Regions from separate parts of the Homo sapiens genome. Here region 2 is linked to region 1. A link is an interaction called in ENCODE POLR2A ChIA-PET data of the cell type or tissue named here. Cell type or tissue: GM12878. All regions are shown on one strand. Links, peaks and the distances in the headings refer to the core of each region. The heading gives the core; the rest is flanking DNA.

What was found. Peaks named below come from ENCODE experiments on the same cell type or tissue, not always from the same donor. Only the 100,000 strongest peaks of a DNase experiment are listed, where the experiment ranks them.
Region 2: POLR2A ChIA-PET joins it to region 1 with 6 read pairs; 3 of 35 experiments call an interaction of 5 or more read pairs at or near these places.

The regions. Positions count from the first base shown.
Region 1 is chr9:129,930,321-129,935,697 of GRCh38, forward strand. The region is part of intron 6 of FNBP1 (formin binding protein 1); the gene reads right to left. Among named protein-coding and RNA genes, the nearest start is that of MIR6855, 63 kb to the left of the region's middle. RefSeq lists enhancers at 2,308-2,377, 2,518-2,617, 2,638-2,697, 2,718-2,867. In GM12878, for the core only: no CTCF peak of the experiment used is centred there; DNase peaks (open chromatin) are centred at 2,151, 2,411 and 2,561; H3K27ac peaks cover 3,829 bases.
Region 2 is chr9:130,243,838-130,249,214 of GRCh38, forward strand. No RefSeq gene overlaps it. Among named protein-coding and RNA genes, the nearest start is that of MIR12126, 5.1 kb to the left of the region's middle. In GM12878, for the core only: no CTCF peak of the experiment used is centred there; no DNase peak of the experiment used is centred there.

The DNA of each region.
Region 1 (5,377 bases), core at 238-5,237:
CCAAAGTGCTGGGATTATGGGCATGAACCACGGTGCCTGGCTGGGAAATCCATGAATTTTTAAACCCAGTTCTCAATGGGGTTCATGCACTAAAAAGGCATATGAACCACTGACCTAAGGAGACTTTTCTAAAGCTCTCTAGCATGTTTATATTTAGTATATATGCTAAAGAGGGAATAAGTATGGCAACTTCTTTATGCTTTTTATGTTTTTTGAGGAGTGCTATTTTATGTTTTACTGCATTGCTTTTCTCCTAAAAAATCAATAATTTACACATTTGTTTTTCTCTAATTCATATTCTGATTGATCACATACCTAAAAAAGGGGCAACAATTGTTGACTAGTTGCAGAATGGATTTTAAAGTTCAAACAGGAATGTCTATAAATTCTAAAGTCATCCAGAAGTACAAGAGGTTGTGCCGTTAATACCACCTTAGATTCACATAGCATTGTGGTGTTATTTTGATAAATATAATCTTGTGAATCTCTAACACAATTTGAGGTCCACACAAGGCAAAAAACTACCTCCTGCCAGATGAAGATAGGGTTTTTGGTCTTTAAGTGACCTGGCAAATTCACTGCAGTAAGCCAGAAACACAACAGGAAATAGGCTGTCTTCCAACATAACCAGGGCAACTATTTGTTTGTTTGCTTGTTTTTGTTTTGTTTTACTGAACCAATGTTTCAGAAAACTAAGACCTGGCTGGGTGTGGTAGATCACGCCTGCAATCCCAGCTCTATGGAAGGCTCGGGTGGGCAGATTGCTTGAGCCCAGGAAACTGAGACCAGCCTGGGCAACATGGTGAGACCCCTCTCTCTACAAAAATTAGCTGGGCATGGTGGTATGTGCCTATAGTTCCAGTTACTCAGGAGGCTGAGGCAGGAGGATTGCTTGAGCCTGGGAGGCTGAGGCTGCAGTGAGCTGTGATCACTACCACTGCATTCCAGCCTGCGCAACAGAACGAGACCCTGTGTCAAAAAATAATAATAACAAATAAATTGGCTGGGCGCGGTGGCTCACGCCTGTAATCCTAACACTTTGGGAGGCTGAGGTGGGCAGATCACAAGATCAGGAGATCAAGACCATCCTGGCTAACATGGTGAAACCCCGTCTCTACTAAAAAAAATACAAAAAATTAGCCGGGTGTGGTGGTGGGTGCCTGTAGTCCCAGCTACTCGGGAGGCTGAGGCACGAGAATGGCGTGAACCCGGGAGGCGGAGCTTGCAATGAGCCGAGATCGCGCCACTATACTCCAGCCTGGGCGACAGAGCAAGACTCCGTCTCAAAAAATAATAATAATAAAATAATAAATAAATAAATAAATAAATTAGTTGGGTGTGGTGATGTGTGCCTGTGGTCCCAGCTACTTGGGAGACTGAGGTGGGAGGATTGCTTGAGCTCAGGAGGTCAAGTATACAGTAAGCTGTGACTGCGCCACTGCACTCCAGCCTGGGTAACAGAGCAAGACTGTTTCAAAAAACAAAACAAAACACCAAACAAACAAAAACAAGAAAATTAAGACCTAATCATGAAAGAAAGAAAATCAGAAACACAAGAAAAAGACAGAAAAGAAGAAAAGAGAGAAAGAAAGGGAAGAAAGAACGAAAGAGGCCAGGTGCGGTGCCTCACGCCTGTAATCCCAGCACTTTGGGAGGCTGAGGCGGGTGGATGACGAGGTCAAGAGATTGAGACCATCCTGGCCAACATGGTGAAACCCCGTCTCTACTAAAAATACAAAAATTAGATGGGCGTGGTGGTGGGCGCCTTTAGTCCCAGCTACTTGGGAGGCCGAGACAGGAGAATCGCTTGAACCCAGGAGCCGGAGGTTGCAGCGAGCCGAGATCGCACCACTGCACTCCAGCCTGGGCGACTGAGCCAGACTATCTCTCTCAAAAAAAAGAAAAGAAAAAAAAAGAACAAACGAATGAAAGAGAAAGAAAGAGAAAGTGAAAGAGAGAAAGAAAAAGGAAGGAAGAAAGAAAAGAAAAGAAACACATGAGAGGAAAGCTGAAGTATTTGTTCCACTTTCTTCTTGATGGGAACATTTAGTATTGGCTTTTTTTTTCATGTCAATCTTCTTTATTGGTTTCCTGCCTATGTGACTTGAAGGGTTAACCTGAATTTCACTTCACACATTTTACTCATACTCATCTGGTGAAAGCCTAAGGTAATTCACAGTTGCTTCCCTTATTTTCTTCCCTATTCACACGTGAACACTTCCCAAATGAAGGTAACAATATCAGTATTTCCAAACACATTTCCTTATTACTGAGGTTTTTTGAGTTTCTTAAGGCCTTTGGATCTGTCGGTGCCATTTTATCCTCTTTTCATCTACCCTCAGTTGATTTCAGCTGCCGCATTCTTCCTCTTTGTTGGTGGCCTGTTAACTCCCTTCCTGACCATATGCCTTGGCGTCTGCTTCTTCCTGTGTCCACTAGTAAATATATTAGTCTAGCCCCAAAATGTTAAGTACCCAGCTACCCTCAAAAATCCACCCCCTTCCAACACACAGTAGCCCTCCTCTGTTTAAATAATAGCTTTCCCACCTACATGCATTCCATCTGTTCCCCGAGCCCGTCCAGCACAAATGCCCTATTAACTCTTCAGCTGCTGAGTTTCATCATGTATCATTTCGCTATGAATGTTTAAAAAAAAATTCCCATTAGACCTCAAATTTCTAAAACAGTCTCTATTTTATTCACAAGGCTTCCTCAGAAAGTCTCACAAAAATCCAGTGGGGGATTTCTTCATCTCTTCTGTAAAGAACAGCAAGAGCTCAGGAGGTAGTTTCCCCGTTTATTTTGAAGATTCTATCTAAGTGAGTTTTTAAAATAACTTAAGATCTCAAACAGGCATCACATCAGAATGCCATCATTATATATAATATGTATGCATGTACTTACACGCACACACATACACACACACACAACCCATGAGAGCAGATAAAAGCTTTCTGACAATAAATCCACTCACGCCAATATTTTAGAATATTTTACCCAAGTAGAATATTTTACCCATGAAAGCTGGTGCCAGAGGTACCCCACCCAGCACCATTTGGTTGGAAGTGGCTGTGATCCTCTTCCTGTAGCTCCACAGAATCCCTAATCATGTTTTAGCTTTAGCTGCATAATTCCTTCTGTAAGCATATTACCTCCTAATAGATTCATAATGCCCTTTGCCCTGTTTCTATGCAGTAATCCTGAAAACATAACAAGGGCCCTAGACGTGAACTGTGGAAGACGCTGAATAAGGACCAACATGTCTACAGTCCAGCCTAGAAAGTAAGCTGTGTAGAAGATAATAAATCAAAGTATATTTTAGACGGTCTGCCTTTTATGTTAAAGGAACACTGTCTCTCCAGGAGTTTTTCTTCCATGCTTGGACATACAATTGCAAAGGACGATCTATTTCTACAGTCTCACTCACTCTCACTGACTACAAGGATAGGGAAACCTTCAAAAACAGCAAAATACTGTGATACATCAGATTCTCCAAAGCCGCAGCAAAAAGACAGGACTGTCTTTTTCTCAGTCCCTGCATCCAGCTGCTTTGAATTAATATCCACTTCTGAAACTCTGGCCTAGGAATGCACCATTGTTCTAACCAAATTTCACTATGGAAAATCTATTTCTGTTTAGCAAATTGTTTATTTGACAATGGAATTTAAGAGTCGCTAAAACTAGTGTTGAATCAATTACTCATTATGACAAAAATACCTTTAAAATATCTTGTATTTTGGAGAACTTATTTGGGATAACAGTTAATGGTATTTTGGAGACTATCTCCTAATGTCTAAGACTAAGTGGAGCTAATAAGCATCATGACTTCTCATCTCTTTTTAAAAGTCAGTCTAAAAATAGCAACTATTACCTCAAAGAGATAGTGTTTCCATTCTAAACCAGACCATAAGCTATTCTTTCAATTAAATTAAATTTCCCATTCTGAGAATAAAGACACTGCATCTTACAGCAATATTACTACAGGGCAGAAAGATGTACAGAGAGTTGGCTTGTTTTACTTGCAACGAGTCAGTGTCACAGAATTTCAAGATAATGTTCTAAAAAGTCCAGAATAACCCCCGCTGCCTAGGCTGGGTCACAGACGTCTTAGAATCAGATCTACGCTGCTTTTGTTGTCCAACAGGAAGACAGAATTTAAACTTGAGAATTTTTTGACAAACCCTTGGGAATCTCCCTCAAATAAATCCAAACAGACCTAAGGATGTATGGCTTATACATGATTTCACTTCTTGGTAATTTTTTTTTTTTGAGACAGAGTCTCACTCTGTCGCCCAGGCTGGAGTGCAGTGGCACAATCTTGGCTCACTGCAACCTCTGCCTCCCAGATTCAAGCAATTTTCCTGCCTCAGCCTCCTGAGTATATGGGATTACAGGCACCCGCCACCACGCCCGGCTAATTTTTGTATTTTTAGTAGAGACAGCGTTTCACCATGTTGGCCAGGCTGGTCTCGAACTCCTGACCTCAAGTGATCTGCCTGCCTCGGCCTGCGTTAGCCTCCCAAAGTGTTGGGATTACAGATGTGAGCCACCACGCCCAGCCCACTTCTTGGTAATTCTTAACATAGTCCATTCTCAATATCATTATGGAACTAAGCCATACTGCCTAAAAGGTCAGAGTTGCAGTTTCTAAATAAAGAAAACAATATTTTAGAAACTGAACTGTAGCCCAATATTTTGAAATCCTAATGGGTTTAAAGACAAAAATACCGTCATCCATTCAGTTAGCTAAATTTAGATTATTAGCATGGCCTAAATGTGTGGCTATTTCCTGTTTAGCTCATTTTTTTTTTTTTTTTTTTTAAGACAGGGTCTCCCTCTGTTACCCAGACTGGAGTGCAGTGGCACCATCATAGCTCACTGCAGCCTCAAACTCCTGGGCTCAGGCGACCCTGCCACCTGAGCCTCCCCAAATGCTGGGATTACAGGCATGATGAGGCACCATATGCCAGGCCTGTTTAATTCAATATTACTTTTTCCTTAATATTTCAAAATATTAAGGAGAATAACACTCTTGGCAGTGTCTCAATTGTCATAAGCAGAGAATACAAGTGTACTAAGAAACTTGCTCATTTCACATGAGGCATGTGGTATAACCGAGTTATAACCTTGCATCTTACCACTCTTGCATCATCATTTTTCTTTTCTTTTCTTTTCTTTTTCTATTGAGATGGAGTCTCACTCTGTTGCCCAGGCTGGAGTGCAGTGGTGCAATCTCGGTTCACTGCAACCTCCGCCTCCCAGGTTCAAGTGATTCTCCTGCCTCAACCTCCTGAGTAGCTGGGACTACAGGTGCCTACCACCATGCCCAGCTAATTTTTTGTATTTTTAGTAGAGATGGGGTTTCACCTTGTTAGCC
Region 2 (5,377 bases), core at 117-5,116, 310 kb after region 1:
GGGTGCTGAGTCTGGGGGCAGGACGGGGTGTGCCCCAGGGAGGGGTCCCCAGGGCACAGGAATGGAAATGGCAAGTGTGGGTAGGCAGGGTCTCAGGCACCCCTCCCAGCCCGGGCACACCCAGAGCTGCAGGTGGGGTTACCCGTGGGACTCCCTGTGCACCGTGTTACCTGGCAGATGGTACCCGGACCCATGGCTTGCATGCTGCTGCTGCCACCATTGTGGTCACTGCTATGCTCATGACCGGCTCTCAGCCCCTCCTGGCCCGTGGCTCTGCCACCACCGCTCCTGTGTGCTGTTCCTCTTATGCCCCATGAGGTAGCTACAGTTGTCCCCAGTTCCAGATGAGGAAACAGCTTCAGAGAGGCTCACTGACTTGCCTGGGGTCACACAGCTGATAAATGGCAGAGAGGGGGCCAGGCACGGTAGCTCACGCCTGTAATCCCAGCACTTTGGGAGGCCGAGGCGGGTGGATCCTGAGGTCAGGAGTTTGAGACCAGCCTGGCCAACATGGTGAAACCCTGTCTCTACTAAAAATACAAAAATTAGCCGGGCGTGGTGGCAGGTGCCTGTAATCCCAGCTACTCAGGAGGCTGAGGCAGGGAATTGCTTGAACCTGGGAGGTGGAGGTTGCAGTGAGCTGAGATCACGCCACTGCACTCCAGCCTGGGCGACAGAGTGAGACTCTGTCTCAAAAAAAAAAAAAAAAAAAAAAAGGCAGAGGGGATTTGAGGCCAACTGGACCCCAAACTGTGACCACCACCGTGACGCATCACCTTTGGCCTGATGTCCTCTCCCTTGGGTCACCTAGAACCAGCACTTCCCAGAATCTGAAATTTTCCACGAGGCCACAGGGCTGAGCCCTCGTGTGAGGAGAAGCCACCTTCCTGGTGCAAGCACAAGTCAGATCCGTGGCTCCTCGGAACCACCCAGCCCCAGTGGCCACAGGGCAGCAGGTGTCCTTGGCTGACTTCTGGCCTCTCCCTGCCAGGGGCTCTCCCAGAAGTAAAGGAAGGTGATGAACCGGCCACTCCCATAAGCCCTGAGACCCCCGAGGCCTCGGCCCCATCCTCACCCTCCTAACCAGTCTTGCGACAGGGCTGGAGAAAGGGTTTCCCCCATAAGAGGGACTCTGATTGGCCAGTGGGGGACCTAGGGAGGCCTGGGATATGACGGGCAGGTGGGGCTGGAGAAAGCCGGCTCTCTTTGGTGCTCTTGGCTGGTTTTCAAATGTCTTGAAGCTACTGTGGTTGCCATACCCATCTGGCTGTAAATTAAATTTGGGGCGAAGGGACCTCTTGTCCCAAAGTTTCTCATCTCATCCAGCATGACTGGCAGTTAAGGTTCCTTCTCTGGGTTCCAGTGCTGGCTGCATCCCCACCAGCAGTTGGCTTTGGAGATAGACTGAATCTGAACTTCTCTGAGCTTCAGTTTCCTCCTCTTTAAAGTGAGGATAATAGAAGCACGTTTCTCATAGGGCTGCTGGGGAGCATCTGTGTGATGCTCAGATGATCTGTCTGAGGGCCTTTCCTACGTGAAAACAGTGAATGTCATTGATATTATCCAATTCTCTCCACCCCAAAGTTGTTGCCCCTTCATTTTGGTCCATCGATTTGGCTATCAGCTTTTATTTCTTGCCACTTGGGCCATGGGTGAAGCTGCACTCAAGATCTGGGTCCAAGTCCAAAATTTCAGAGAGGAAAATACCTTGAAACAGGAGCCTGTCATGAACTAGTCGATAGCAGAGGGAGGCTCCCCACTGCCAACATGACCTCTGCCCCACCAACCCCAAGGGGCCCCCCACAACCACCCAGGGAGCTATCTCTGGGGCACCTGGCCCGGGCGCAGTGGCGCACGCCTGTAATTCCTCCCTTGGGAGGCCGAGGCGCGTGGATCACTTGAGGTAAGGAGTTCGAGACCAGCCTGGCCAATATGGTGAAATCCTGTCACTATTAAAAATACAAAATTTAGCCAGAAATCTCTTAAACCTGGGAGGTGGAGGTTGCAGTGAGCTGAGATCGCACCGCTGTACTCCAGCCTGAGTGACAGAGTGAGACTTTATCTGAAAAAAAAAAAAAAAAAAAAATTGGTCTGGCCCTTGCCCCCGCTTTTTCTGGAGCCACGAGGACCCATATAGCCAGATAAATAGGAAAACTGGAGCCCCAGGGCCTGTGATGAGTTTACATCAAATAGAGCCCTGCTATATGCAATCACTGTCACTAGAATCACTACTTGGAAATTCCCCAGCTCAATCCCCAGCACAAAGTGGGCTAAGCTTTTGCTCAGTGCCAGAGAAAAACTGAGAGGTTAGAAAGATGCAGGTGACAGAGAAGGATGATAAAATGATGTTTCCCATCAAGTGAAATGAAAGGTTTTGCAATGTGTTCCTCTGTTTCCTTACAAGTAGGAACAGCCTCTCCAGGGAGCACCAGCTTGGAGGACACATAGCCACTCCCAGAGCCCCGGTCCCTGCTGTCCATAGGGGTAGCACGTCACCAGCACCATGTCCTGGCCTCTGAGTCAACAAGACCAGGCTGAGACCCAGTGGAAGCACCAGCTGGTGACTCTGAGCAGCTTCTTTTCCCTAATCTCTCTTTTTTTCTTTTCTTTTTTTTGAAACAGGGCCTTACTCTTTTATCCAGGCTGGAGTACAGTGGTGTGATCATAGCTCACTGCAGTCTCGAACTCTTGGCCTTAGGTGATCCTCCCATGTCAGCCTCCCAAGTAGCTGAGACTACAGTCACATGCCATCACACCCGGCCTGTTCCCTAATCCTTTGTGTATGTGTGTATTAAGTTGATAATTATAAAAAATAATATACTTTGCACCTTAATGCTATGAGTGAGTGCTCTTCAACTATGAAGAACAAGATTAAATTATATCCAACGGAATGAGCTTGAAATGTTTAACAAATCCATACCAAAAAACACAGAAGAAAAAGCCTTTTTATTCCAATGAAGCTTGGGTGTTACTTCCATGAATGTTCCTTCCAAAACACGTGTTTGAAATGTAATTGCCATTGTGACAGTATTACGAGCTGGTGCTTTAGGAAGTGGTTAGGCCATGACAGTTCTGCCCTCATGAGTGGGTTAATGCCTTGGTTGGGTACGGTGGCTTACACCTGTAATCCCAGCACTCCGGGAGGCTGAGGCAGACAGATCACTTGAAGTCAGGAGTTAGAGACCAGCCTGGCCAGCATGGTGAAACCCCGTCTCTACCAAAAAATACAAAAATTAGCCAGGTGTGGTAGCACATGCCTGTAATCCCAGCTACTCAGGAGGCTGAGGTGGGATAGTCACTTGAACCTGGGAGGCAGAGGTTGCAGTGAGCCGAGATCAAACCACTGCACTCCAGTCTGGGTGACAGAGTGAGACCCTGTCTCAAAAAAATTTTAAAAAGGCGGGCTTTGAGGAGTGGGTTCTTTCTTTCTCACGCTCACTTGCCCTTCCACCTTCTGCCATGGGATGACACACCATGAAGGCCCTTACAAGGTGCTGGCACCTTGATATTGAACTTCTCAGTCTCCAGAACTGTGAGAAATAAATTTCTTTTTTCTTTTCTTTTCTTTTCTTTTTTTTTTTTTTTTTGAGACGGAGTTTTGCTCTTGTTGCCCAGGCTGGAGTGCCATGGCACAATCTTGGTTCACCGCAACCTCCACTTCCCACGTTCAAGCGATTCTTTTGCCTCAGCCTCCCGAGTAGCTAAGATTACAGGTACGTGCCACCATGCCCGGCTAAATGTGTACTTTTAGTAGAGACAGGGTTTCACCATATTGGTCAGGTTGGTCTCAAACTCCTGACCTCAGGTGATCCACCTGCCTCAGCCTCCCAAAGTGTTGGGATTACAGGCGTTGAGTCACAATGCCAGGCCACATTATGAATTTTGATAAAGTCAGCTTCTCAAGTTTTCCTGTCATAGACTGTGCTTTTGGTGTCATGTGTAAGAACTCTCTGCCTATCCTCAGGTGGTGAATATTTGTTCTCCTGTGTTTCTTCTAAAAGTTTGAAAGTTTTGGCCAGGCGCGGTGGCTCATGCCTATAATCCCAGCACTTTGGGAGACTCAGGCGGGCGGATCACGAGGTCAGGAGATCGAGACCATCCTGGCTAACACGGTGAAACCCCGTCTCTACTAAAAACACAAAAAATTAGCCGGGCGTGATGGCGGGTGCCTGTAGTCCCAGCTACTCGGGAGGCTGAGGCAGGAGAATGGCGTGAACCCGGGAGGCGGAGCTTGCAGTGAGCTGAGATCGCGCCACTGCACTCCAACCTGGGCGACAGACCGAGACTCCGTCTCAAAAAAAAAAAAAAGTTTGAGAGTTTTATGTTTTTTCTATTTAGACCTATGACTTATTTTGAATTAATTTTTGTATAAGGTGTGAGGTTTAGGTCAAGGTTCATTTTTTGTTTATTATTATTTGTTTTTTCTTTTGCATACGGACGTCCAATTGTTCTAAGGCCATATGTGGGAAAGAATATCCTGTCTCCACAGAATTGCCTTCGCACCTTTATCAAAAATCAATTGGCCAGGCCGGGTGCGGTGGCTCACGCCTGTAATCCCACACTTTTGGAGGCGGAGGCGGGTGGTCAGGAGTTAGAGACCAGCCTGGCCAACACGGTGAAACCCCGTTTCTACTAAAAAATACAAAAAATTAGCTGGGCGTGGTGGCGCACTTCTGTAGTCCCAGCTACTCGGGAGGCTGAGGCAGGAGAATCGCTTGAACCCAGGAGGCAGAGGTTGCAGTGAGCCAAGATCGCGCCACTGCACTCCAGCCTGGCAACAGAGTGAGACTCCATCTAAAAAAAAAAAAAAAAAAAAAATCAATTGGCCATAATTGTGTGGTCTATTTCTGGACTTCCGATTCTGTTCCACTGATCTATGCATCCCTTTGCCAATATCACACTGTCTTAATAACTGCTGCTGTACAGTAAGTCTTATAATTCAGTAGTGAAATTCCTCCCACTTTGTTTTCATTTTTCAAAATTGTCTTGGGTATTTCTTTTGCCATTTCAGTATAAATTTCAGAATCAGCTTGTTTATACCTTCAAAAAAACCTGCTGCAATTTTCACTGGAATTGCATTACGTCTACAGATCAATTACTGTGTTTAGCCTTCCAGTCCATACACGAGTATGTATTTCCATTTCTTTAGGTTTCTTTGCTCGCTTTCATCAGCATTTGTATTAGTTTTCAGCACATGAATCCTGTGTACAGTTTGTTAGATTTATACCTAATATTTTATTTTGGGGAGCGATTGTAAATTATAAATTATAATTATAATAAATTATTAATTATATTATTAATATAATTAATATAATACAATTAACAATTGTATTATTTAAAAATTTTTGATTTCCAATGGTTCCTTACTAGTGTATAC